Regions from separate parts of the Homo sapiens genome. Here all the other regions are linked to region 2. Evidence: chromatin loops called from intact Hi-C (ENCODE). Cell type or tissue: heart left ventricle. All regions are shown on one strand. Links, peaks and the distances in the headings refer to the core of each region. The heading gives the core; the rest is flanking DNA.

The links. Hi-C counts contacts between places; a loop is a spot of excess contacts. Peaks named below come from ENCODE experiments on the same cell type or tissue, not always from the same donor. Only the 100,000 strongest peaks of a DNase experiment are listed, where the experiment ranks them.
Region 1: a loop joins it to region 2, with 4 times the contacts of the local background. A loop is called at or near these places in 34 of 110 quality-filtered maps.
Region 3: a loop joins it to region 2, with 2.3 times the contacts of the local background. A loop is called at or near these places in 2 of 110 quality-filtered maps.

The regions. Positions count from the first base shown.
Region 1 is chr19:53,179,784-53,188,479 of GRCh38, reverse strand. ZNF665 (zinc finger protein 665) reads left to right here. Exons shown (of 4, transcript NM_024733.5): 2 at 5,537-5,596. The coding sequence starts at 5,582. Among named protein-coding and RNA genes, the nearest start is that of ZNF665, 9.2 kb to the left of the region's middle. RefSeq lists an enhancer at 5,766-6,282. In heart left ventricle, for the core only: a CTCF peak has its summit at 3,125 (motif pointing right); no DNase peak of the experiment used is centred there.
Region 2 is chr19:53,071,713-53,080,821 of GRCh38, reverse strand. It overlaps ZNF160 (zinc finger protein 160), which reads left to right. Exons shown (of 6, transcript NM_001322131.2): 4 at 5,639-5,765; 5 at 6,554-6,682. Among named protein-coding and RNA genes, the nearest start is that of ZNF160, 27 kb to the left of the region's middle. In heart left ventricle, for the core only: a CTCF peak has its summit at 3,706 (motif pointing left); a DNase peak (open chromatin) is centred at 3,691; H3K27ac peaks cover 1,522 bases.
Region 3 is chr19:53,354,064-53,364,366 of GRCh38, reverse strand. It overlaps ZNF845 (zinc finger protein 845), which reads right to left. Exons shown (of 4, transcript NM_138374.3): 4 at 7,461-10,303. It also overlaps the pseudogene LOC107987264. Among named protein-coding and RNA genes, the nearest start is that of ZNF525, 6.5 kb to the left of the region's middle. In heart left ventricle, for the core only: a CTCF peak has its summit at 3,590; a DNase peak (open chromatin) is centred at 5,958.

The DNA.
Region 1 (8,696 bases), core at 1,114-6,113, 110 kb before region 2:
CTGCCGAGTGCCTGCGATTGCAGGCGCGCACCGCCACGCCTGACTGGTTTTCGTTTTTTTTTTTGGTGGAGACGGGGTTTCGCTGTGTTGGCCGGGCTGGTCTCCAGCTCCTAGCCGCGAGTGATCCGCCAGCCTCGGCCTCCCGAGGTGCCGGGATTGCAGATGGAGTCTCGTTCACTCAGTGCTCAATGGTGCCCAGGCTGGAGTGCAGTGGCGTGATCTCGGCTCGCTGCAACCACCTCCCAGCCGCCTGCCTTGGCCTCCCGGAGAGCCGAGATTGCAGCCTCTGCCCGGCCCCCACCCCGTCTGGGAAGTGAGGAGCGTCTCTGCTTGGCCACCCATCGTCTGGGATGTGAGGAGCCCCTCTGCCTGGCTGCCCAGTCTGGAAAGTGAGGAGCGTCTCTGCCTGGCCGCCATCCCATCTGGGAAGCGAGGAGCGCCTCTTCCCCGCCGCCATCCCATCTAGGAAGTGAGGAGCGTCTCTGCCCGGCCGCCCATCGTCTGAGATGTGGGGAGCACCTCTGCCCCGCCGCCCTGTCTGGGATGTGAGGAGCGCCTCTGCTGGGCCGCAGCCCTGTCTGGGAGGTGGGGAGCGTCTCTGCCCGGCCGCTCCGTCTGAGAAGTGAGGAAACCCTCTGCCTGGCAACCGCCCCGTCTGAGAAGTGAGGAGCCCCTCCGTCCGGCAACCACCCCGTCTGGGAAGTGAGGAGCGTCTCCGCCCAGCAGCCACCCCGTCCGGGAGGGAGGTGGGGGGGGTCAGCCCCCCGCCCGGCCAGCCGCCCCGTCCGGGAGGTGAGGGGCTCCTCTGCCCGGCCGCCCCTACTGGGAAGTGAGGAGCCCCTCTGCCTGGCCAGCCGCCCCATCCGGGAGGGAGGCGGGGGGGGGGGTCGGCCAGCCGCCCCGTCCGGGAGGGAGGTGGGGGGGTCAGCCCCCCGCCCGGCCAGCCGCCCCGTCCGGGAGGTGAGGGGCTCCTCTGCCCGGCCGCCCCTACTGGGAAGTGAGGAGCCCCTCTGCCCGGCCAGACGCCCCGTCCAGGAGGGAGGTGGGGGGGTCAGCCCCCCGCCCGGCCAGCCGCCCAGTCCGGGAGGGAGGTGGGGGGTCAGCCCCCCGCCCGGCCAGCCGCCCCGTCTGGGAGGGAGTTGGGGGGATCAGCCCCCCGCCTGGCCAGCCGCCCCATCCGGGAGGTGAGGGGCGCCTCTGCCCGGCCGCCCCTACTGGGAAGTGAGGAGCCCCTCTGCCCGGCCAGCCGCCCCGCCCGGGAGGGAGGTGGGGGGGGTCAGCCCCCCGCCTGGCCAGCCGCCCCGTCCGGGAGGGGGGAGGGGGGGTCAGCCCCCTGCCCGGCCAGCCGCCCCGTCCGGGAGGGAGGTGGGGGGGGTCAGCCCCCCGCCTGGCCAGCCGCCCCGTCCGGGAGGGAGGTGGGGGGATCAGCCCCCCGCCTGGCCAGTCGCCCCGTCCGGGAGGTGAGGGGCGCCTCTGCCCGGCCGCCCCTACTGGAAAGTGAGGAGCCCCTCTGCCCGGCCAGCCGCCCCGTCCGGGAGGGAGGCGGGGGGGGGGGGGTCGGCCAGCCGCCCTGTCCGGGAGGGAGGTGGGGGGGGTCAGCCCCCCGCCTGGCCAGCCGCCCCGTCCGGGAGGGAGGTGGGGGGATCAGCCCCCCGCCTGGCCAGTCGCCCCGTCCGGGAGGTGAGGGGCGCCTCTGCCCGGCCGCCCCTACTGGGAAGTGAGGACCCCTCTGCCCGGCCAGCCGCCCCGTCCGGGAGGGAGGTGGGGGGGACAGCCCCCCCGCCCAGCCAGCCGCCCTATCCAGGAGGTGAGGGGCGCCTCTGCCCGGCCGTCCCTACTGGGAAGTGAGGAGCCCCTCTGCCTGGCCAGCCGCCCCGTCCGGGAGGGTGGTGGGGGGGTCAGCCCCCCGCCCGGCCAGCCGCCCCATCCGGGAGGTGAGGGGCGCTTCTGCCCGGCCGCCCCTACTGGGAAGTGAGGAGCCCCTCTGCCCGGCCACGACCCCGTCTGGGAGGTGTGCCCAGCGGCTCATTGGGGATGGGCCATGATGACAATGGCGGTTTTGTGGAATAGAAAGGCGGGAAGGGTGGGGAAAAAATTGAGAAATCGGATGGTTGCCGGGTCTCTGTGGATAGAAGTAGACATGGGAGACTTTTCATTTTGTTCTGTACTAAGAAAAATTCTTCTGCCTTGGGATCCTGTTGATCTGTGACCTTATCCCCAACCCTGTGCTCTCTGAAACATGTGCTGTGTCCACTCAGGGTTAAATGGATTAAGGGCGGTGCAAGATGTGCTTTGTTAAACAGATGCTTGAAGGCAGCATGCTCCTTAAGAGTCATCACCACTCCCTAATCTCAAGTACCCAGGGACACAAACACTGCGGAAGGCCGCAGGGACCTCTGCCTAGGAAAACCAGAGACCTTTGTTCACTTGTTTATCTGCTGACCTTCCCTCCACTATTGTCCTATGACCCTGCCAAATCCCCCTCTGCGAGAAACACCCAAGAATGATCAATAAAAAAAAAATAAATTAATTAAAAAAAAAAAAAAAAAAAAAAAAAAAACCCTTAACTACTTTTCCTTCTGTAGTAAGTTCCCCTCTTCTATGCTCTATTTAAGAGAATAGTACACAAAAACTTCTTTGTGTTCCTTTTTTTTCTTTTCTCACTTTCTCTTCTGTTTTCCTGGCTTTAAGGACATACCATTAACCTTTTTAAACTGTTTGTTTTCAAGTTTTTGATACCTCGCTGATCACGTCACGCTTTCCTCTTCTGGTGTCTCTTGATTTTTCTGTTCCCTAAATGTGGACTATGCACGGCTTACTCCCTGAGCTTCTTGGTTCCTGTCCACACCCAATGTGGGTGGCAAGCCACCCAGGTGCTGAGGCAAGAGACCAAGGACACGAGCTGTTTCAGTATAATAAAATATAAAACAAGAATAGTTATACCAGATATAGATCTTAGTTATGATTATATATGAATATCATTAATCATTTGTTTGTAGCAGTTACCCTTTATCCCAATATTATAATAATCCTCCCTCTGTAATCATAGCCTAGGAAAAGCCAGGCCATACAGAGATAGGAGCTGAGGGGACACAGTGAGAAGTGACCAGAAGACAAGAGTGCGAACCCTCTGTCATGCCCGGACAGGGCCACCGGAGGGCTCCTTGGTCTAGCGGTGACGCCAGCGTCTGGGAAGACGTCCGTTGCCAAGCGGACCGTGGTCTAGCGGTAGCGTAAGTGGCAAGGAACAACACCCGCTACTTAGCAGACTGGGGAAGGGAGTCTCCCTTTCCCCGGGGGAGTTTAGAGAAGACTCTGCTCCTCCACCTCTTGTGGAGGGCCTGACATCAGTCAGGCTCGCCCGCAGTTATCCGGAGGCCTAACCGTCTCCCTGTGATGCTGTGCTTCGGTGGTCACGCTCCTAGTCCGCCTTCATGTTCCATCCTGTACACCTGGCTCTGCCTTTAGATAGCAGTAGCAAATTAGGGAAAGTACAAAAAGTCTCTGATAAGCAGAAATAATAGTGTAAGCTGTTTCTCTCTTTCTCCTCTCTCTCTCTGCCTCGGCTGCCAGGCAGGGAAGGGCCCTCTGTCCAGTGGACACGTGACCCACGTGACCTTACCTATCATTGGAGATGGCTCACACTCCTTATCCTGCCCCTTTGTCTTGTATCCAATAAATATCAGCGCGGCCTGGCATTCGGGGCCACTACCGGTCTCCACGTCTTGGTGGTAGTGGTCCCCCGGGCCCAGCTGCCTTTTCTTTTATCTCTTTGTCTTGTGTCTTTATTTCTAAGCTCTCTCGTCTCCACACACGAGGAGAAAACCCACCAATCCTGTGGGGCCGGACCCTACAACCCATGCCCTTCCTTATCATCTCATCTCACAGCTTTAAACCCACCTACACGGCTCCCTGTTCCCTGCAGACTTCTCCCTTGAACACTGGAATCCTTTGTCCAGTTGTCTCCTCAACACTCTGCTGGGAGGTGGAACAGGCATCTCCACCTTCGTATGTCCAAAAGGGTCATCCTGAATTCCCCCAAAGGTGTTCCCCAGCAGACCCAGGGTGGATGGGGGCCACCCTGTACTTCTTGGGGCTTAGCTGAACATGTCAGCATGTATTTAAAATAGAGAAGATATGACATTATTTGCGAGTTAAAAATAAGATAAGTGGATTAAAGAAATCCAGTGTTTTAAAAATTATTTATTATTTCTTCTAGTCTTTTTTTTTGAGACAGGGTCTCGCTCTGTCGCCCATGCTGGACTGCAGTGGTGTGATCTTGGCTCACTGCAACCTCCACCTCCTGTCCTCAAGCCATCCTCCTACCTCAGCCTCCCAAGTAGCTGGGACTACAGGCACGTACCAACACACCTGACTAAATTTTGTACCTTTTTTACAGATGGGGTTTTGCCATGTTGCCCAGGCTGGTCTCAAACTCCTGAGCTCAAGCAGTCCACCCACCTCTGCCTCCCAAAGTGCTGAGATTACAGGCAAGAGCCACTGCGCCCAGCTTAAACATTCTTTGGAGGTGTGGGAGAAAAACTGTTTGAAGACCTCAGCCCTCCCTGACCTGCTCCCCCAGGACCTCTCTGACCTCGTCTCCTGCCTGTGCCTCCTTGCTCCCTCTGCTCCAGCCACTCAGGCCCCTTTCCTTTTCCGGGGTCCCCAAGTTGCTCCTGCCTCAGGGCCTTCACATGGGTGGTCCCTCTGCCTAGGACTCTGGCCCCTCAGGTGCAGGTGCAAACACCCTTCCTAACCCAGGTCTTTGTTCTGATATCACTTCCTCAGTGGGGACTTCCGTGACCCTCTCCCTGACCCCCGCTTCAGCATTCCATCCCCACCCCCACCCTCACCTCTTGTCTGTATTGGCTGTTCTGCGTGTTTCTCTGTGCTGCTTCACCTTCCACTGTCTGGATCCTGATGACAAGGCCCCCAGGGAAAGTACAGCCAGAAGGTGGGGGGGCTGTGCTGGGCTCGGCCCCTCTCAGTGGAGCTCAAGAATGCTGAGGCATTTTGCAAATACATCTCTTACGCCCCCTTAGCAGAGATTTTCATTCAGATAAGTTGCAGCCCAGCTTCAGTGACATTTAAGATTTGTTCTGTTCTGTTATTCTGTATCTACTATTGAGCACCAGGGCACTGCTGATCATTTCTGAAGGCTGAGATCAGCCTATGACTCACAGAGGGGAGAGGGACTGTGCTCAGCATGGGGTTTGGTCAGGGCTGGGTCTGTGCCCCGAACAGAAGCTCATTCCAGCCCAGCTCCCCACTGCTGCAGCCTGTGTGGGGGCTTCTCCAGGAGGGGAGTGGGTTCTAAAGAAAGAGGTCAGAAACTCACTTGTTTTTCCTGTAGGAGTTTCTCATCCCTGCATCTTTTCTGGTGCAGTGGGCAGCAGAGGACCATCTTCCCTGTGTATAAGGTCTTCCCTGTGTATAAGGTTATGGCCCAGGGAGGGGGTGTGTTGATTCTAACCAACAAACAGCGTATTTTTGACATTCAGGATTGAATTCTAAAGTCTCTTTCATGTTACCCAAGGTAGAACCCTGGAAGAAGAGGAAGAGGAAGGCAAAGGAGTCAGGGATGGCTCTTCCTCAGGTGAGATGATATTCTCGGTGGATTGTTCTGTCTCCTTCCTTTCAGAAACCTTGGACCTTGGAGTTGGGAATCTTCTCTGAGTCTGAAGCATCCTGCCTGACAGGTTTGCTCGCACTCACTCGTGCCTTCCCTCAGTCCCTCTCATCTCACTTAGATTCCATCTCTGGTGACCCAGTGACATGAACTTGGGAAGAGGCTGCACGGGGCATGGACCTGGGAAGGGCTCACACCCCGACATGGATGGAGACGGGGTGAGGGTCCCGTGGTGTCAGTGCTGTTGGGCAACAGGGATTGTTCAGGACATATTTGAATATATTGACAGCTCTGTGTAAACTGTGATAAGAGAAGCTGGTTATGAAGTCAGATGTTAGTGTGTACAAGCACCCACGAAATGCTGTAAAATGAGACGACTGTGGGGAAAGCTTTGTCACCTCATTTATATTTGCATTTGATGCCGAACAAGTGAGTCACTGTGTTTCTGACTCCAAACTCCTTTTTTTTGTTGTTTTTGTTGAGACAGAGTCTCGCTCTGTCGCCTAGGCTGGAGTGCAGTGACGCGATCTCAGCTCACTGCAACCTCCGCCTCCTGGGCTCAAGTGATTCTCTGGCCATGGCCCCCTGCGTAGCTGGGACTACAGGCATGCATCACCATGCCCGGCTATTTTTTTTTGTATTTTTAATAGAGATGGTGTTTCACCGTGTTGCCCAGGCCGGTCTCCAATTCGTGAGCTCAAGCGATCCACCCGCCTCGGCCTCCCAAAGTGCTGGGATTACAGGCGTGAACTACCGCGCCCGGCCTTCATTACTTATATTCAACCAAGAGAGAAACTTATCCCTCAGGCAGCGCCCTGAAAAGACAGAATATTGGATGAATGTTTTCATACTTTTCCTCTCCCAGGAGAAATGGGAAATTGGTGTTTTTCTTGCAGTGACACTGCATCATGCCAGGGTAAGGCCTCTGGGAGCAGATGTCCTGTATTTTCCTACTAGACTTCTGTTAAGAGTTCCAACCTCTTAAATGACCACTGGGTTTCTCACAAAGCAATTGGTTCATATATTGCTACTACATTTGTGTCTCCGTGGTGGAGGTAGTGTTTGGGAGTTCTAGTCCTCTATTTTATTGACATCATCACTTTAGTACAGTCTTATAATTTCTTTAAATAGGTCTGGAAACGTATTTTAATAGGTAGCATTGTATAATTCCTAATGTACTCGTGAGATGCATTGTGTGTTTGTGTCTAATGAGAGCTGCTAAAGAAAGAATGAAGATTGTTTTCACAGTATTGTTATTAGTTCTTAAACTTCAATGCATTCTTCTCCTGGGTTGTGAGTATGTCATCTGTTAGTTTTAACAGATCCAGCTCCTACTTTACCTTTTTCTTGGTCTCAGCTCAGGCATGCTCTGAAGTGGGCTTTAGCTGGAGCCTTGGTGAGCCCCCATTTTCTCCTTTTTTTTTTTTTCTGATACAAGGTCCGGCCCTGTCGCCCAGTCTGGAGTGCAGTGGTGCAATCTCGGCTCACTGCAACCTCCACCTCCTGGGCTCAAGCCAGCCTCCCATCTCAGCCTCTCAAGTAGCTGGGACTACACGTGCATGCCACCACACCCAGCTAATTTTTATATTTTTTGTAAAGATGGGGGTCTCACTATTTTGCCAAGGATCGTCTCGAATTCCTGAGCTCAAGCAATCCACCCGCCTTGGCCTCCCAAGGTGTTAGGATTACAGGCATGAGCCATCATGCCCAGCCCATTTTCTCCATTTTAATTTAGATCAAATGCATCCAGCATTTACTGCTTGATTATGATGTTTGGTGAAATTTTCTTGTTTAATATTAGCTTTTGGGTGTTTTTCAAATTTCCTTTTTGGACTGATTTTTAATTATCCAATAATTTCTTTGAGTAAGTATTGTTGCAATATGTACTTCTGAAATCTATTCATGTATGATATTAAAAAATGTCCTAATCTTAGGATTTCATGAGTAAAATAAACTAAAACCTCCATTGGGCTTTTGTTAATGCCTAAATATCTAAATTTAACTGGAAAAAAATGGTATCTGTACTTTTAATATTTGTATTTAATACCAATTGGAGTACAAGTTCTTACATATTTTTGTTTTAGCGTTTTTACAGCTTAATTTACAAAAATGTTTGTAAACTAAATCAAGTACAATTCATGCATTTCAGTTGTCCCAGACTTTCTGAAAAGCACATGAGCAAAAAAGACAACTAAAGATGTCATAAAAAAAAATACATCATTGAGACACATCTCCTTATTTCACTTAATTTAACTGGTATATGTGATGTGCACACATGAATATGTAGATGCATACACCCATGGTTTTATAAAAGACATACCATCATTTAAATAAATTGTATGTGTTTTATCATTTGAAATCATATTTTAAATATTTTCTGTGGCCTTAAATTTGTTCTCCACTGTCTTTTTTTTTTTTGAGATGGAGTTTCACTCTTTTGCCCAGGCTGGAGTGAAGGGGCGCAATCTCGGCTCACTGCAACCTCTGCTTCCTAGGTTCAAGCAATTCTCCTGCCTCAGCCTCCCGAGTAGCTGGGATTACAGGTGTCTGCCATCACACCTGGCTAATTTTTGTATTTTTAGTAGAGACGGGGTTTTACCATGTTAGCCAGGCTGGTCTCGAACTCCTGACCTCAGGTGATCCATCTAACTCGGCCTCCCAAAGTGCTGAGATTACAGGTGTGAGCCACCACACCCAGCCTGTTCTCTATTATCTATTAATGAACTAATAGGATAGTAATATATGGACATAAATGCGTTTGTGTATATAATGACCTTTGGTGAAATTCCATATTGTTAGCCTTGAACTTGTTTCAGTTTTTCTCAGTTAGGTGACCTCATGTTAATTTACTTTTGGTGCTGTTTAGGAAAAACAACTCAAAAACCATGTTTTCCTCTGCTCTCACACCAACACCACAATCCACACAGAAGACTTCTGTGGCCAAATGCGAGGGGTTTCTCCCCACCAACAAACAGCAAGCAACCAACTGGCTGTCCTCCAGTTCAGTTCCAACACTGTCTGCATGAAGATAGTGTCAGATCTCACAGATTGATGGCTCAGTTCCCAG
Region 2 (9,109 bases), core at 871-5,870:
ATGGTTTGAAGTCAGGTAATGTGATGCATCCAGCTTTATTCCTTTTGCTTAGGATTGTCTTGGCTCTTTGAGCTCTTTTTTGCTTTCATATACATTTTAGAAGTTTTTTCTAATTCTGTGAAAAGTGATGTTGGTCATTTAATAGGAATACTGTTGAATCTATAGATTGCTTTGGGCAGTTTGGACATTTCATTGATATTGATTCTTTCAACCCATGAGCATGAAATGCTTTTCCATTTGTTCGTGTTGTCTGATTTCTTTCACTGGTATTTTGTAGTTCTCCTCATAGAGATAGTTCACAACCTTGGTTAGACATACTCCTAGTCATTTTTTGGGGGGTGTGGCTATTTTTAATAGGATTGCATTCTTGATGATGTGTTTCTCAGCTTGAACATTATTGGCGTTTAAGAGTACTGCTGACTGGGCCGGGCACAGTGGCTCACGCCTGTAATCCCAGCACTTTGGGAGGCCAAGGCAGGCGGATCACCTGAGGTCGGGAGTTCAAGACCAGCCTGACCAACATGGAGAAACCCAGTCTCTATTAAAAATACAAAATTAGCCGGGCGTGGTGGTGCATGCCTGTAATCCCAGCTACTTAGGAAGGCTGAGGCAGGAGAATTGCTTGAACCGGGGAGGCAGAGGTTGTGGTGAGCCAAGATCGCACTCCAGCCTGGGCAACAAGAGCGAAACTCCATCTCAAAAAAAAAAAAAAAAGTACTGCTGATTTTTGTACCTTGATTTTAAATCCTGAGACTTTGCTGAAGTCATTTATCAGGTCTAGGAGTCTTTTAGTGGAATCTTTAGGGTTTTTTAGATACAGAATCATATCCTTCTCAGAGAGATAATTTGACTTCCTCCTTTTCCTTTTCGTTTGTTGTTTTTGTTGTCGTTGCTAAAAAATAGAGACAGAGTCTCACTATGTTGCCCATGTTGGTCTCGAACTCCTGGACTCAAACTACCCTCTCACCTTGGCCTCCCACAGTGATGTGATTACAGGTGCAAACTACTGCATGCAGCCCTCTTTCTGTTTGAATGCCTTCTGTTTCTCTCGCCTGATTGCTCTGGCTAGGACTTGTCACAGGCATACTGTTTTACTCTTGGTAGCATCTGTTGATGCACAAAAGTTTTTCGGTTGGATGCAGTCCCTTTTTTTTTTTTTTTGCTGCTATTGTGTTTCCTTTTGGTGTCATAGCCAAGAAATCTTTGCCAAATCTAATATTCTGAAGTTTCCTTGATTTGTTGAGCCTATTTTTTTTTTTTTTTTTTTTTTTTAGATGGAGTTTTGCTCTTGTTGCTCAGGCTGGAGCGCAGTGCAGTGGCACAGTCTCACTGCAACCTCCGCCTCTCGGGTTCAAGAGATTCTCCTGCCTCAGCCATCCAAGTAGCCGGGATTACAGGCATGTGCAACCATGCCTGGCTAAATTTTTGTATTTAGTAGAGACGGGGTTTCTCCATGTTGGTCAGGCTGGTCTTGAACTCCTGACCTCAGGTGATCCACCTGCCTTGGCCTCCCAAAGTGCTGAGATTACAGGCGTGAGCCACCGTGCCCGAATTGTTGAGCATTTTTATCATGAACTATGTTGAATTTTGTCAAATAACTTTTTTTTGCACCGATTGAGATGAGCATGTGGTTTTGGTCCTTCACCATGTCAGTGTGGTGTATTACATTGACTTTCTTCTGTTGAACCACTCTTGTCTTCCCAGTGTGTAGTCCACTTGGTCATGGACTATAATCCTGTTAATGTCTTTACAATTTGGTTTCCTAGTATTTTGTTGAGGGCTTTTGCATCAGTGTTTATCACGAATAATATCTTACACTTTTGTTTCCTTGTCATATATTTGCTTGGGTGGTGTCAGACTAAGGGTGGTATCATACAATTGTTTTTTGTTGTTTCCTCTTCTTCACTTATTTGGAATTGTTTGAGAATTGTTAATTCTTCATTCAACATTGAGTAGAATTGTACAGTGCTTATGAGTTATGCATGTGTTCCTGGTCTTTGTTCTAGGATTTTTTTTTTTTTTGATTGCTGCTCCAGTTGCCTTACTACTTATGAGAGTATACAGATTTTTTCTTTCTCACTCAGACACAGTAGGTTAAGTTCTCTTATACTCCTTCTTCTTACTTTGACATTGGAGTTGACCACATGATGGTGTTCCACACTTCCCTTAGGCTATGTTCATTTGTTCATTTTTCTTTTCTTTTCTTTTCTTTTTTGACATGCAGTCTCACTCTGTCACCCAAAGCTGGAGTGCAGTGGTGTGATCTTGGCTCACTGCAACCTCTGCCTCCTGAGTTCAGCTGATTCTTCTGCCTCAGCCTCCTGAGTAGCTGGGATTACAGGCACACATCACCATGCCTGGCTATCTTCATCATTCTTCTATTTCATTTTCTCCTTTTATTTATTTTTTTTAGAGATGGGGTCTCACTTTGTAGCACAGGCTGGAATATGGTGGCATGATCATAGCTTACTGTACCTTCAACCTCCTAGGCTCAAATGATCCTCCTACCTCAGCCTCCTGAGTAGCTGGGACTACAGGCTCATGCCACTACACCCAGCTAATTTTGTGTATTTTTTTTTTCCCCTGAGGTGGCAACTCTTGTTTCCCAGGCTGGAGTGCAGTGGTGCGATCTCAGCTCATTGCAACCTCCATCTCCTGGGTCCAAGCGATTCTTCTGCCTCAGCCTCCCGAGTAGTTGGGATTACAGGTGCCCACCACCATGCCCAGCTAAGTTTTTGTATTTTTGTAGAGATGAGGTTTCATCATGTTGGCCAGGCTGGTCTCGAACTTCTGACCTCGTGATCCGCCCGCCTTAGCCTCCCAAAGTGCTGGGATTACAGGCGTGAGCCATCACGCCTGGCTCTAGTGTGTTTTTTAATTCAGTTATGTTTTTCAGCTCTAGAATTTCTGTTTCTTCTTCATAATTTTTATCTCTTTGTTGATAATCTCATATTTATTGTTTTTCTGATTTTCTGAAGTTGTTTATGAGTACTGTCTTAATACACTGAGCAACTTTAGGAGTCTTATTGTTATTTCTTTGATAATGTATATATATATATATCTGCTTCTTTAGTATTACTTTGTGGTGATTTAATATGTTGCTGCATATGGTCCATGTTTCTTTTTTTCTTTTGCTTTTTTTTTTTTTTTTTTGAGATGGAGTCTCACTCTGTCACCCAGGCTGGAGTGCAGTGGTGGGATCCCAGCTCACTGCAACCTCCACCTCCCGGGTTCAAGCGATTCTCTGTCTCAGCCTCCTGAGTAGCTGGGATTGCAGGCATCCGCCACCACGCCCGGCTAATTTTTGTATTTTTTGTAGAAACGGGATTTCACCATTTTGGCCAGGCTGGTCTCGAACTCCTGACCTCGTGATCCACCCGCCTCGGCTCCCAAAGTGCTGGGATTACAGGTGTGAGCCACCGTGCCTGGCTTCTTTTGATATCTCGTTATCTCCTGTTGGGACCACAGCATTTCACTAATCAGCCACTTGTAGTTTTTGATTCTGGCTTCCTTCAGGGAAGACATGCTACAGTCATCCTGACTAGAGGCTCTGGAGATCCCTCAAGCCTTTTCTAAGGATGCGTCCTCCGTGGACTTTTTGATTGTAGCTTAACTAAAGAGCTTGTGCCAGTTTGTATGCAGGAATGCCTCTGTTGTCTGCCGGCTGTTCCGCAGCCTCGCTGGTGTCCTAGTAAGCTGGGGGCTGCACCGCCACCTAATGTCTGCGTACGTTACTACAAGCTCTGGTTTATGACGGATGGCTTTGTTCTCAGTAGCTTCCTTACCTGGGGTCCTGTTACTTCAGTGTTTATATTCAGGCAAGACAGAAACTTGTCCCTTAGCAGTGCCCTGAAAAGTCAGAACGTTATGAGCCTTGTGTTGTGTTACAGGAAAAAAGAGAAAAAAAAAGTCAGAATGTTAGATGGATATTCCCATACTTTCTCTCCCCAGGAGAAAATGGAAGTGTGGTTTTCTCACAGTGATACTACATCATGGCAGGATAGGGCCTCAGGTGAGCAGGTGTTTCAAAAGAGTTCTGACCTCTGATGTGGTTGCCAGATTTCCCACAAAGACAATTTGGTCCATGTAGTGTTATTAAATCTGTGTCTCCATGGGTAGTGCTTGGGACTTCCTACTCCTCTGTCTTATAGACAGCATCACTTCAGTACAGTTTTCTTTTTTTGAGATGGAGTCTCACTCTGTCACCCAGGCTGGAGTGCAGTGGCGTGATCTCGGCTCACCGCAACTTCTACCTCCTGGGTTTAAGTGATTCTCCTGCCTTAGCCTCCCGAGTAGCTTGGATTACAGGCGCCTGCCACCACGCCTGGCTAATTTTTGTATTTTTAGTAGAGACAGGTTTCACCATGTTGGCCAGGCTGGTCTTGAACTCCTGACCTCAAGTAATCCACCCGCCTCGGCCTTTCAAAGTGCTGGATTACAGGCATGAGCCGCCACGCCCGGCCGCATTATCATTTCTTAAGATACCAGTTGTGCTTATTTAGTTCATGTAGTTATTGAATATCACTCAGTATGTCAAACATAATGTCTAACACTTCCATAGAGATAACCTTGTTTTCTGTTTTTTATTTGTATACTTATTGCCCATAAAACTGAGAAATCGACACTGATATAGAGGATATCACAACCTCTTAGGTAAAAGAATAATAAGACAGAATTAGGGAGACATAACTTGCTCAAAAGTCCTTAATGCGTAGGAAAATATGGGAAAAACAGACTCAGTTTCTCCTGCTTTGCTTCCATAATACAAATACTTCTGTGATTTTGGATGTATTGGGTTTTCCTCTACACATCAAATAAACAATTCTGCAACAGACACCAAATGGGTGTTCTCATATTTGATTCCATTCTGACACTGTCTATCTGGATATAGGGTCAGCTCCCATAGGCTGAGGGCTCAATCCCACAACAGCGCACACACATTAATGCCAGTCACAAACACAAGTTGTGGCCTGTGCTTCTCAATGACCAGCTGTGAATTGTGAATTCTGATGACCCCCTCCTTGAAATTGATTAGTTTGCTTGAGTGGCTCACATAACACAGGGAAACACTTATATTTACCCATTTATTATAGAAGATGCTACAAAGCACACAGATGAACATCTAGATGGAAGTGATCTATTAGTTGAGATATGGGAAAGGAGTGAGGAGCTGGGATGTATTCTCTCATGTATTCTGTCTTTTTTGAGTTTTCATGGAGGCCCCATTATGGAGGCCTTGCTTCCATTATTGGCATTGGTGATCAACTGAACTTTCATTCCCTCTGTCCTCCCGAGAGGACAGAGGCTTAGTCTAACCGAGCCTCAGCCTTTCCAGTGACCACCCACCGAGCCTTAGTTCCGGTGACCGCCCTCCATCCTGAAGCTACCTAGGTGCTCCAGACACCAATTATCCCATTAATGTACAAAAAGATACTTATCACTCCACTGATTTCAAGTGAGCTCTTATGTCAGGAGAGGGGGATGAAGACCAAATCTGTATGTCACATTGTCACAATCTGGATCTGTCAGCTCACCCACTTCAATTTAACCTATTCTCACATTTTTCTCCTCTTCTCCTTTTATGTGAAATTTTGAACTCTCCCCTTAGCCACTTGGTGAAATGTGTTTTTCATTTTAGGTACGGTTGACATTTAGGGATGTGGCCATAGAATTCTCTCAGGAGGAGTGGAAATGCCTGGACCCTGCTCAGAGGATCTTATACAGGGACGTGATGTTGGAGAACTACTGGAACCTTGTTTCTCTGGGTGAGGATGACTTTCTTCCAGAAGTCAAGATCTGTTCTTGTCTATTGTTGCATTTTCCCTTACGAGTCCCTGGAGAGCCCCTGCATTGCTTGACTGAGATTGAAGTCCTGTTGACTCTGAAATGGAAAGCTTAATCATGGGAAACCTGGACTTTAATCTTCCCCTTTCTCAGATGTTCTGCCTCCTTTGTACTTCATCATTTGAGGTTTCAGAGCTTTTGTATGCATAATACATTGTGTTAGACTTTTGAAATGTCAGATTTCCTGTTTTCTACCTCTCTGCTTTGGATTAAGTTGTTGGTGGAATAGAGCCTTCTATCAGCATGTACCATGTTTCCTGGGTATTCAGAAGGAGGCATTCAGTGGATGATTTTTTTTTTTTTTTTTTGAGGCGGAGTCTCGCTCTGTCGCCCGGGCTGGAGTGCAGTGGCGTGATCTAGGCTCCCTGCAAGCTCTGCCTCCCAGGTTCATGCCATTCTCCTGCCTTAGCCTCCCGAGTAGCTGGGACCACAGGCGCCCGCCACCACACCTGGATAATTTTTTTTTATGTTTTTAGTAGAGACAGGGTTTCACCATGTTAGCCATCATGATCTCCATCTCCTGACCTTGTGATCCACCCACCTCAGCTTCCCAAAATGCTGGGATTACAGGCATGAGCCACCGCGCCTGGCCCAGTGGATGAATTTTTGAAGTTTTCTTAGATCCACATATAATGTCCTCTCATGTAAACATAGGGCTGGGATTCTGGAAAAGCCCCGGCACATTGTGATCCTTTCTTTTTATAAACAGGACTGTGTCATTTTGATATGAATATTATCTCCATGTTGGAGGAAGGGAAAGAGCCCTGGACTGTGAAGAGCTGTGTGAAAATAGCAAGAAAACCAAGAACGCCGGAATGTGTCAAAGGCGTGGTCACAGGTAAGAGCTCAGATGGGCAGAGAGAAGGCCACTCATTAACTAGAGTGTGGGAGGGGGCACAGTAGCTCACGCCTGTAATCTCAACACTTAGGGAGGCCAAGGTGGGCAGATCACTTGAGGTCAGGAGTTCGAGACCAGCCTGACCAACATTGTGAAACCCTATCTCTACTAAAAATACAAAAAAAAATTAGCCGGGCATGGTGGCGTGTGCCTGTAGTCCCAGCTACTCAGGAGGCTGAGGCAAGAGAATTGCTTGAACCCGGGAGGTGGAGGTTGCAGTGAGCCAAGATCATGCCACTGCACTCCAGCCTGGGTGGACAGAACAAAACTCCGTCTCAAAATAAATAAATAAATAAAGTGGGAAACTCTCTGCAGATGAGAGAGTTCTTTGGGAAAATAAGTTGCCTTAGAGATAGAGGCAAAGTCTTTATCATGATGGACAACACCCTGTCATTTGAACTCTATGGTTCCTTCTGAAGAAACTGCTTTCTTTCTTGGTCTCTCCCTCTGTATTTAATTCCATATGGTGCTCAGTTCTTAGTCCATATGGGTCAGAGGGGAAGCCTCCATAGTCCTTAGTCCTGACGTCTAGACCTGTTTATGTTCCACCCCATTTCCTGTGCGTGGAAGACCTGCTCAGGAGATGGAAACATTGGCTGCTGCTCCTTGGCATCTGCTGCCCCAAACCTCATGGAAGAGTCTCCAGCCGTCTCCGCCTGTCGAGGTCCCTCGGCCATTTCTTCCATTCTGCTTTTGCCACTTTCATGGGGGTGTGTGATAAGCGAGTGGGTTCTATCTTCTAAGATTGTTCTCAGCATAACCGTAAAGACACCTAACAAAATCCTTCTGTCATTGATCCTCAGTCTTACATGGGGTGCGTATTCTGTTTTTCCAGGCTTCAGCACAGAAATACAAGTACTGCATGTTGTCACTTACATTTGGAATCTAAACCAATAAAACTAATAGCAGCAAAGAGTAGAATGTGGGTTACCACAGGTTGGGGACTGGAGGGAATAGGGAGATGTTGGTCACTGGGTGAAAACATTAGGAGTAAATGATAGGTTTTTGAGATGACTTATATGGTAATAGGCTTGTTTCCATCAGTCCATATTGTATACCTATAACAGAATATCAGTTTGTTTCCTGTAAATATATATAACTATAATTTGTCAATATAGAATTTTTTTAAAAATCATATTCCAGTTCTTATTGTGTTGGTTCTAAATAAAAATGCTTCTTTCTCTTAAGACAAAACTGTTTATTATTCCACGGACAATAATTTTTTTTTTAAATGAAGTTTCGCTCTTGTTGCCCAGGCTGGAGTGCAATGGTGCGATCTCGGCTCACCGCAACTTCTGCCTCCTGGGTTCGAGAGATTCTCCTGTCTCAGCCTCCCGAGTAGCTGGGATTACAGGCATGCGCCACCATGCCTGGTTAATTGTGTATTTTTAGTAGAGATCGGGTTTCTCCATGTTGGTCAGGCTGGTCTCGAACTCTCGACTTCAGGTGATCCACCTGCTGCAGCCTCCCAAAGTGCTGGGATTACAGACATGAGCCACTGCACCTGGCCAATAATTTTTTTTTTAAGTTTCCACACATGGCCTTAAACAAGAACATTTTATATATGCAGTTATTCCTCTCAATTCATTTTATCATAGGCTGCTAGAATATCTTATTAGTTGATTTTCATAAAATGAATACATTATGGTTTTCAGCAGGTATTGTGAAATATAACTGTCAGGCCAGGTATAGAGGCTCACGCCTATAATCCCAGCACTTGGGGAGGCAGAGGCAGGCAGATAACAAGGTCAGGAGTTCGAGACCGGCCCGACCAACATGGTGAAATCCTGTCTTTACTAAAAATACAAAAATTAGCCAGGCATGATGGCACATGCCTGCAGTCCCAGCTATTCGGGAGACTGAGGCAGGAGAATCACTTGAACCCTGGAGGCGGGGGTTGCAGCAAGCCAAGATCGCAGCACTACACTCCAGCCTGGGGAGCAGAGCAAGACTCTGTCTAAAAAAAAAAAAAAAGAAAGAAAGAAATATAACTGTCATGTACCACTTACTAATGCTGCAAAATTATCTGCTCTGTGTGGATATAGATAGTTATATAACAAGTATTTCAACACATTTTTTTCTGACATAGTTTTATTGAATGTTCATTTTCCTAGTGCTATGATGGTTTTGCAGTTCAAAATTCCCGCTTCTTAATTATGTTTCCTGTGAGCTCTTTGCCATTATAATATATTATGTTGTACTTTAGTATGTATTTGTACATAATGAATATGCTTTAAATGTGTATAACTTATTTTTCTTCAATTGAGATAGCCATATGTTTTTGGCCAATTGGTATGTGCCGTGAGGTCAGCGTGGAAAAATAATCCTCTGATGGCTAACATAGGATTCACAACGTGAGTGTTTTGG
Region 3 (10,303 bases), core at 1,149-6,148, 280 kb before region 2:
TTTCTCCTACCTCAGAATAGAATGAATGGTCGGCTTTACACCGAGGCATTCCATTCCCAGAAATGAGCAGGAGACAGAAGCCTTCCTCTTATCTTGACTGCAAAGAGGCCTCCCTCTTTCACTACTCCTCCTCAGCACAGACCCTTCACGGGTGTCGGGTTGGGGGATATAAGGTCTTTCTTTTCCCATGAGGCCATATCTCAGGCTGTCTCAGTGGGGGGAAACTTGGACAATACCCAGGCTTTCTAGGGCAGAGGTCCCTGCGGCTTTCCGCAGTGCATTGTGTCCCTGGTTAACAGAGAATGGAGAATGGCGATAACTTTTACCGGGCATACTGCCTGCAAACATATTGTTAACAAGGCACACCCTGCACAGCCCTAAATCCATTAAACCTTGATTCAATACAGCACATGTTTCTGTGAGCACAGGGTTGGGGCTAAAGTTACAGATTAACAGCATCGCAAAGCAGAACAATTTTTCTTAATACAGATCAAAATGGAGTTTCTTATGTCTTCCTTTTCTACATAGACACAGTAACAGTCTGATCTCTCTTTCTTTTCCCCACATTTCCCCCTTTTCTTTTTGACAAAACCACCATCGTCGTCATCACCCATTCTCAATGGTCGCTGTCTCTTCGGAGCTGCTGGGTACACCTGCAGACTAACAACAGACAGAACAGGAACACAAGGATTAATATGAAATTTACAATAGTGGAACTTGCGATGGTTTTAACCCAAGTGACCGGGTTAAGATTTGCGAGGCCATCAGCAGCTTTCGCGATTGCCTCAGTTCCTGGCACCAAATTTAAATGGGTTTTTGATGCCTCAAAAATTTTTCTTTTAATTTTGAAATGTCTAAAGTAAGATCATCTTCTCTTCCTTGTAGATGGCATCTAACCATGTCCCAATGATGCTCAGACTCATTATAGGCTTAGGATGTAATACAAAAATGTGACATATTCCAGTCACAGTGTAACCAGAAATGATGTTTCAAGCTCGTGAGCCTATCTCCCATCCAAACAACATTGTGTCTAAGGTCATTAATTTGATTTGCCAATTTTTGATCAATACCAGATTATGAATTCCACAATCTTGTAGAATTCTTTTGCCAATAATTAAAAAAGTTTACTGTCTGAGCAGAAGAGTACAATGAAACTCCTGCCACAGAGGCCGTAGCTGTGACTGCAATTAGTCCCATAATCACTGCAATTAAAGAATATTTTGGATCTATTTAAAATGGCTTTGAATACTTCAGTCAAAATATGGACGGATGGCGAGGCCTCCCACGGTCAGTCCATGGACACAGGGACCCACACGCCTTCTCTTGCTCTCACTAGCAGAATATGGTGCTGCCAATTAAAAGTCGAATCAATGCAAGTAAACAATCTGCAGTTTTCACAGGTTATAGTTTGGGAGTCTGGTTTAATAACTATATTTCCTACAACTAGCATATAAGGGGGCTTTATACAACTTTGCAAAGGAACTGTTAGACTGGAATTTAGGTCGATAGTATAAAATGGCTTGCGATCTCTTCTTTATATAGCTTGATTTCCAGATCAAATTCTAATGCAATATGAGGCCACAGTAAGCATCCATAATTGTGGATGTTCAGGACCAGAAACAAGACTTATTATTTTTAGTCTTGGAGTAGAGATTCCTTTTTCTCCCCATTCCAAAGGGTAGAAAGACTGTAATTTTTTGTGCTTATGTTTGTCTAAACTTTCTGTTAAGTCACTGTTAACAGCTGGACTCACTTGTGCACTGGGACATGACTGAGTTTGTCCTGTGCAATTGTGGTAGAATTGACCTCGACATGTCCAATCTATAATAGTTCCGAATTCATTGTTTTGTAATATCTCCGCACTATCGGCCACACATTCTTCCCAAACTAAAACTTCTGTGCCTTTTGATTCTTTGGGAATTACCTTGGGGCAAGGCTTTTGTTTAGGCCTAAATTGTAATGATCATTGATAAGAAAAGTCCTGTAAATAATTTACCTGTGGCCTGAGAGACATTCCACTTACCGTGTGATAAGTGAATCTACTGGTGGTACCGACAGTAGGTACTTCTACCAACCAATTTTGGATTGCAGGCATTAAACATGCTGGTGCTCTCCCTAGGCAAATAGGAGGATAACGATACCCAGTGGAAATATTTATCATCATTCCTTCTTCCTCAGGTTTGGCAGGGCAACGATCATCTGTGGGGCCAGGTACCCATGCACTATTATTAACATATACTTCAATAGGATTATCCATCCATGTGACTGCCCGAATTAAGGGCGGGAAAGGCACATAGGCCCAGTAGGTATAATTAGCTGCAGCTGCCCCTGCAGGCAAGGGGAGACTTACCACCGTTGATACAATCATCAAAGCTGCAAGCAGCGTGTTCTCTGGAGTTTGTGTCACCTTTGTGTTCTCTAGGCTTTTTTTTGGTAACTGTGTCAGCTTCTTTAATTGTGCCCAAGTCGGCGGCTCTGCTTTCTTGGTGGATGGCAACTTCATCTGTTCTTCTGACATCACCATTTTGTTCACCTTGTGAATCGATGGTGTTTGATTGTGGTGTTTCCATCTCCGTGGAGGTGCTTTTCTTTGCATCTCTGATGGGTTCATTGTAGAACTTTAAATGTCTAGTGGGTATCTAAACAGGAAGCTGATTTTCTCCTGGTGAAACACAAGCAAAACCTCTCCCCCAAGTTACCACCTTCCCTATTTCTCATGTCTTATTGTTGTTGTCTTTTTATCAAATCAGTTTTCCTTCATGTGGGCTGTTCTTTTGACCAGTAAGATGTTCTGCAGAGGTAGTAGTCTGATTTCTATACATGTTTAAAACATTTAAAGTATAGAATGCTAGATTAAGTTGCATCTGAGGAGTGGTACACTCCTTACTGTCTCCCCCTTCTCTTTAACTAATTGAGTTTTGAGTGTTCTATTAGTTTTTTTTAACTATGGCCTGTCCTTGAGAATTATAGGGAATTCCTGTTGTGTGTGTAATTTTCCACTGATTTAAGAATTTTTGGAAAGCTTTACTACAATATCCTGGTCCATTGTCAGTTTTGATTTTTTCTGGAACTCCCATGACAGCAAAACAAGACAATAAATGTTTTTTCACATGGGAAGTACTTTCTCCTGTCTGGCAAGTTGCCCACATGAAATGTGAATAAGTATCAACTGTTACACGGACACATCATAATCTTCCAAATGAAGGTACATGTGTGACATCCATTTGCCATAATGCATTAGGACACAGACCTCTGGGATTAACTCCTGCCTCTTGAGTGGGCAGGTGTAGGACTTGACACTGGGTACCATGTTGTAGAATATTTTTTGCCTGTTTCCATGTGACATCTGTGGGCGGCAAGCCACCCAGGCGCTGAGGCAAGAGAGCAAGGACACGAGCTGTTCCAGTATAATAAAATATAAAACAAGAATAGTTATACCAGATCTAGATCATAGACATGATTATATATGAATATCATTAATCATTAGTTTGTAGCAATTACTCTTTATTCCAATATTATAATAATCCTCGCTCTATAATCATAACCTAGGAAAAGCCAGGCCATACAGAGATAGGAGCTGAGGGGACACAGTGAGAAGTGACCAGAAGACAAGAGTGCGAGCCTTCTGTTATGCCCGGACAGGGCCACCAGAGGGCTCCTTGGTCTAGTGGTGACGCCAGCGTCTGGGAAGACGCCCGTTGCCAGGCGGACCGTGGTCTAGCGGTAGCATAAGTGTCAAGGGAAAACACCCGCTACTTAGCAGACTGGGGAAGGGAGTCTCCCTTTCCCCGGGGGAGTTTAGAGAAGACTCTGCTCCTCCACCTCTTGTGGAGGGCCTGACATCAGTCAGGCTCGCCCGCAGTTATCCGGAGGCCTAACCGTCTCCCTGTGATGCTGTGCTTCGGTGGTCATGCTCCTAGTCCGCCTTCATGTTCCATCCTGTACACCTGGCTCTGCCTTCTAGAAAGCAGTAGTAAATTAGTGAAAGTACTAAAAGTCTCTGATATGCAAAAATAATGGTGTAAGCTGTCTTTCTCTTTGTCTCCTCTCTCTCTCTGCCTCGGCTGCCAGGCAGGGAAGGGCCCCCTGTCCAGTGGACACGTGACCCACGTGACCTTACCTATCACTGGAGATGACTTACACGCTTTACCCTGCCCCTTTTGCTTTGTATCCAATAAATAACAGCGCAGCCCGACATTTGGGGCCACTACCGGTCTCCGTGCATTGGTGGTAGTGGTCCCCCGGGCCCAGCTGCCTTTTCTTTTATCTCTTTGTCTTGTGTCTTTATTTCTACACTCTCTCATCTCTGCACATGGGGAGAGACCCACCGACCCTATGGGGCTGGACCCTACAACATGAAATTTGTTTTTTAATCCTGCTGCATTTACATGAGTGAAAGCATGAAGTTCTTGTGCTTTTATGAATGCAGATGGTACCAGTAAGTCAGCTTGTTCATTTGCTTTAGTTAAAGGCCCTGGTAAATTAGTGTGTCCTCGAATATGAGTAACATAAAATGGGAAATTTCTTTTTTTTTTACAGTTTGTTGTAATAAATTGAACTGCTGGTTTAACTGATCATCTATGCTATATTTAATTAGAGCTGTCTCAACATCCTTTGTAGCCTGCACTACATATGCAGAATCTGATACAATATTAATAGGTTGATCAAAGTCTTGTAACACTGTAATGACTGCAACCAACTCTGCTCTTTGAGCCAATTGATATTGAGTTTTGATGACTCGCTCTTTTGGCCCTGTGTAAGCTGCTTTTCTATTGCTGGAACCATCAGTAAACACTGTCAGAGCATTTTCTAAAGGTTTATGTCTGGTAATTTTAGGTAGAATCCAAGTAGTCAATTTTAAAAACTGGAAGATTTTTGTTTTCGGGTAATGATTATCAATAATTCCCACAAAATTAGTAAGACCAATCTGCCATGCACCAGAATTGATAAAGGCTTGTCTAACCTGTTCCTTGTTTAAAGGAACAACTATTTTGTCTGGGTCATTTCCACACAATTTTACTATTCATAACCTTTTCTGACCAATTAATGTAGCTATTTGATCCACGTACAATGTAAAAGTCTTAATTGTACTGTGAGGAAGGAATGACCACTCCACAAGATCAGTATTTTGAACAATGATGCCTGTTGGAGAATGTGCAGTAGCAAAAATCAAAAGTTGGAGTGAGACTAAGGGATCTATTTATTTGTGCTGACTGAATTTTTTCTTCCACTAATTTAATTTCTTTTGTTGCCTCTGGGGTTAATATCCTTTTACTCAGTGGGGAGCTTCTAAGACTCATTGTCCAGGAGAAGGAATGTCACAAGGTAATGTCATCAGTTAAGGCAGGAACCGGTTATTTTCACTTTTTTGTGGATCTTCAGTTGCTTCAGGCCATCTGGATGTACACGTGCAGGTCACAGGGGATACGATGGCTTAGCTTGGGCTCAGAGGCCTGACAAGGAGTTCAAGACCAGCCTGGCCAAGATGGTGAAACCCTGTCTATACCAAAAACTACAAAAATTATCCAGGCACGGTGGCAGGTGCCTGTAGTCCTGGCTACTCAGGAGGCTGAGGCAGGAGAATTGCTTGAACCTGGGCTGCAGAGGTCATGGTGAGCCAAGATTGCGCCACCGCACTCTAGCCTGGGCGACAGAGTGAGACTCTGTCTCTGCAAAAAAAACCCCAAAAGGAAGCGACCTGCAGACCCTCACAGGGAAGTCTCAATATGCTCTATTTGGAGAAAAGGGGGTGGGAATTTCCAGGTCTCTGGGGACCCCACGTCCCAAGTATAGCAGAGCCAGGGGCCTGCGAAGGGCCGACTTAACTAGAGACAGAGCCAAACTCAGGCGCTGCAGTGTGACCTTCACTGAGGTGATCCGCTGCCGTGTCTGTGCGAATCTGCGCAGGACAGGAGCCAGGCCTGGGAGGAACCCTGATAAGGTGGGCGGGGCCCGGGCGAGGAAGGGCGGGGCGCGAAGGGCAAGGGGCGTGGCACGGAAGTGGATAAGTGGCCCGCGGGGTAGGGATCCCCGGGGCGGGGCGGGGCTGGGCTGGGCAGGGCGGGGCCTACAATTTGCTCCGCCTCGCTCTGCAGCCTGTGTTTTCCAGGTTTTGGAGGCGAGACCCGCCCGGGATGCTGAAGCATAATTCAAAAGCCCTGGAATTGCCTGAAACGGGGATGCAAACTAGAATGTAAAATGCAAATCTCTGCCTGGGTGGAAAGAGCAATTTTATGCTGAAGGCCCACAGAACAGAGTAGAAATCCTCTCCCTATTCCTCATTCACTCGGGAGGGAGAGTCCACCCTGTGCTCAGCTCCGGAGACTTCCCTAGGGCCACCGCCTGGGATGCGGGACAGAGTACGCAGGCCAGGGATGAGTGAGGTTCTTAATGATCTACTAAACAAGGGGTGAATTATTCATGCTTCCCCTCTTCAGACCTTATAGCGTAGCTTTCTGACGTTGCCATGGCATTTTTAAACTGTCATGGAGCTGGTGGGGGTGTAGCAGTGAGGACGACCACAGGTCACTCTCCTAGCCATTTTGATTTTGGTAGGTTTAGGCTGAGGTAGGATAATTGCTTGAACCTGGGAAGCAGAAATTGCAGTGAGCTGAGATAGCATCATTTCACTTCAGCCTGGGCAACAAGAGAAACTCCATCTCAAAAAAAAAAAAAAGAAGAGGCTGGAGGCAGTGGCTCATGCCTGTAATCCCAGCACTTTGGGAGGTCAAGGTAGACGGATCACTTTCTTCAGGTCTGGAGTTGGAGACCAAGCTGACCAACATGGCAAAATCCCATCTCTTCTAGAGATACAGAAATTAGTTGGGCGTGGTGGCACATGCCTGTAATACCAGCTACTCCGGAGGCTGAGGCAGGAGATTCACTTGAACCCGGGAGGTGGAGGTTGCAGTGAGCTGACATTAGGCCACCACACTCCAGCCTGTGATGCAGAGGGGTACCCCATCTCAAAAAAAAAAAAAAAGTAGGATTATTTAAAGGTCCAACAGCTTTAAATTGGAATTACTTGATTTTTTTTTCTTTTTTTTTGAGAAGTAGTTTCACTCTTGTTGCCCAGGCTGGAGTGCAGTGGTGCAACCTCCACTCACTGCAACCTCCTTTGTATCTCAGAGATGGGGTTTTACCACGTTGGTCATGCTGGTCTCGAACTCCTGACCTCAGGTGATCCACCTGCCTCACTGTCCCAAAGTGCGTGAGGCACCGCACCCAGCTTCATTTTGAATTACTTAATTTACTACTGAGATAGATGTACTATCTTTTTTGTTGTTGGCATTTCAAAGACAGAACTCCCAAGTCCTTTAGAAAAACACCCCTGGATCACCACTAAGATGAAAACAAGTTTTATTGTTTCTAAAAAATACCACTTCTGAAGACAGAGAAAATACATTTACAAATTTTCTTTTTTTTTTTTTTTTTTTTTTGAGACAGAGTCTCGCTGTCACCCAGGCTGGAGTGCAGTGGTGCGATCTCGGCTCACTGCAGGTTCCGCCCCCCTGGGTTCACGCCATTCTCCTGCCTCAACCTCCCGAGTAGCTGGGACTACAGGTGCCTGCCACCTCGCCCAGCTAATTTTTTGTATTTTTAGTAGAGACGGGGTTTCACCGTGTTAGCCAGGATGGTCTCGATCTCCTGACCTCGTGATCCGCCCACCTTAGCCTCCCAAAGTGCTGGGATTACAGGCGTGAGCCACCACGCCCGGCCTCATTTACAAATTTTCTAAATAAACGTCCTGAGAAAAGAGACAAAAGGAAGGGAAATCTTTTCCTTTATTCTCAAAGGAGGAATTATGCCTCTCATTTATTTGCTTGTTTGAGACAGGGTCTAGCTCTGTCACCCAGGCTGGAGTGCAGTGGTGAGATCAGGGCTCACTTCAGCCTCAAAATCCCTGCTTCAACTGATCCTCCCACTTCAGTGCCCAGAGTAGCTGGGACCACAGCAGTGCACCACCACACCTGGCTGACTTTTTTTACTTTTAGCAGAGAAGAGGTCCCCTATGTCGCCCAGGCTGGTCTTGAATCCCTAGGCTCACGTCACCCACCTGCCTGGGCCTCTAAAACCGCTGGGATTACAGGCCTGAGCCACTGCGTCTGGTCTCATCGTAAATTTGATGTTTCTTCTTGTTTTAACAGAATTTGTATTGCTGTGATAGAGGTTCTTTTCAAACTGATGTCTTATCCTTCTGAGTGCCTCAAACTAGAGCCTGTTCAGACGTTATAACAAGTTTATACTGGTTTATTTTGGTACAAAAAGTGTGAAATTTATGCACAAATTTTTCATAATATGTATTTTTCCATGAACTTCTTGAAGACCCTTATACTAGCAAACTGTATTCAAGAGGATATAAAAAGGGATTGTAAACATCCAAGTGCTACCTATTCATGGGATGCAAGGATGGTTCAACATACTCAAATCAATGGGATACACACTTGCACAGAATGACAGATAAAAAACACATTATCTCAATAGATAGAGAAAAAGCATTTCACAGAACTCAATATTCATTCTTCGTAAAAATCCTAAACAATATAGGTAGAGTTTTACCTCAAAAATATAAAAATCATCCATGAAATGACCACAGCTGAAATAACCAATGAAGGAAAATGGAATGGTTTTCCTGTAGGATATCACATGATGCAAGAATGCTCTCACCCCTGATATTCAATAAATACTGGCTGTCCTAGGCAGAGCAATTAAATAGCAAAAGAAATAAAACTCATCCAAATCAGAAAGACAGAAGTAAAATTACATTTGTTGGGGCCGGGCTCATGGCTCACACCCATAATCCCAGCAATTTGCAAGTCCGAAGTGGGCGGATAATGAGGTTAGGCGATCTAACATATTCTTTCAAGTTCTCTTCAAGGTACTCACCATGTTGGCCCACCATCTGGGCCAACATGGTGAAACCCCGTCTTTACTAAAATAAAAAAAATAAATAAATTAGCTAGGTGTGGTGACATGCGCCTGTAGTCCCAGCTACTCAGGAGGCTGAGACAGAATTGCTTGGACGTGGGAGACAGAGGTTGCAGTGAGCAAAGATCATTCCACGGCACTCTAGCCTGGCGACAGAGAGAGACATTGTCTCAAAAAAAAAAATTATTTCCTTGTAGATGATACGACATTCTATATAGAAAATCACTGGCTGGGTGCGGTGGCTCACACCTGTAATCCCAGAACTTTGGGATGCTGATGGGGGCGGATCACCTGAAGTCAGGAGTTCAAGAAAAACCTGGTCAACATGGTGAAACCCCGTCTCTACTAAAAATACAAAAAAATTATACGGACATGGTGGCAGGCACCTGTAATCTCAGTTAGTAGGCAGGAGAATCACTTAAACCCGAAAGGCAGAGGCTGCAGTGAGCCAAGATCGTGCCATTGTACTCCAGTCCAAGTGACAAGAGTGAGACTCCTTCTCAAAAAAAAAGAAAAGAGCCTGGGTAACAGAGTGAGACTGTCTCAAAAAAAAAAGAAAGAAAATCACAAAGAATCAACCAAGATTTTACTGATACTAATAAACCCACTCAATGTATTTGCAGAATACAAAATCAGCACCCAAAATTAGTTGAATTTCCTTACATTAACAATAAATAATGTTTAAAGAAACTTATGAACACACTTCAATTTGCTATGAAACTTAATACTTACAAATAAACTGAATTAAGGAGGTGAGAAGCTTGTACCTTGAAATCTACATTGATCAAAAAAACTAAATAGACATACAACCCATATTGATGGATTGGAAGTCTTAATATTGTTGAATGATTATACAAACAAATGTGATTTAGATTCAACAGATACCCATAAAAACCCGTAACAGTTTTTATTAAAGAAACAAAATACAGGGTGGGAAAAGTGACTCATGTCTGTTGGCCAGTCTGGTCTCAAACTCCTGACCTCAAGTGATCTATTGGTCTTGGCCTCCCAAAGTGCTGGGATTACAGGCGTGAGCCACCCCGCCTGGCCCAATCTTCTTAACATAAACACTTTAATGTCAATTAATGCTTGAACTCAATGTTAAGTCAATTCAAACTCAAGTCAATGCTGAATTGACTCTAATGCCAATTAATGCTTGATGGTTTGCTATACTCATTGCATTTGGAACAATCATCTCAAAAATGAATTTTCTGATGTTCCTTAAGGGGTGATCTCAGACTGAAGACCTTGCCACACTGATGACATTTGTAAGATTTCTGTCCAGTATGGATTCTCTGATGTCTAATTAGGTGTGAACGTGAAGTAAAGGCTTTGCTGCAATCATCATACTTGTGAAGTTTGTCTCCTGTATGAA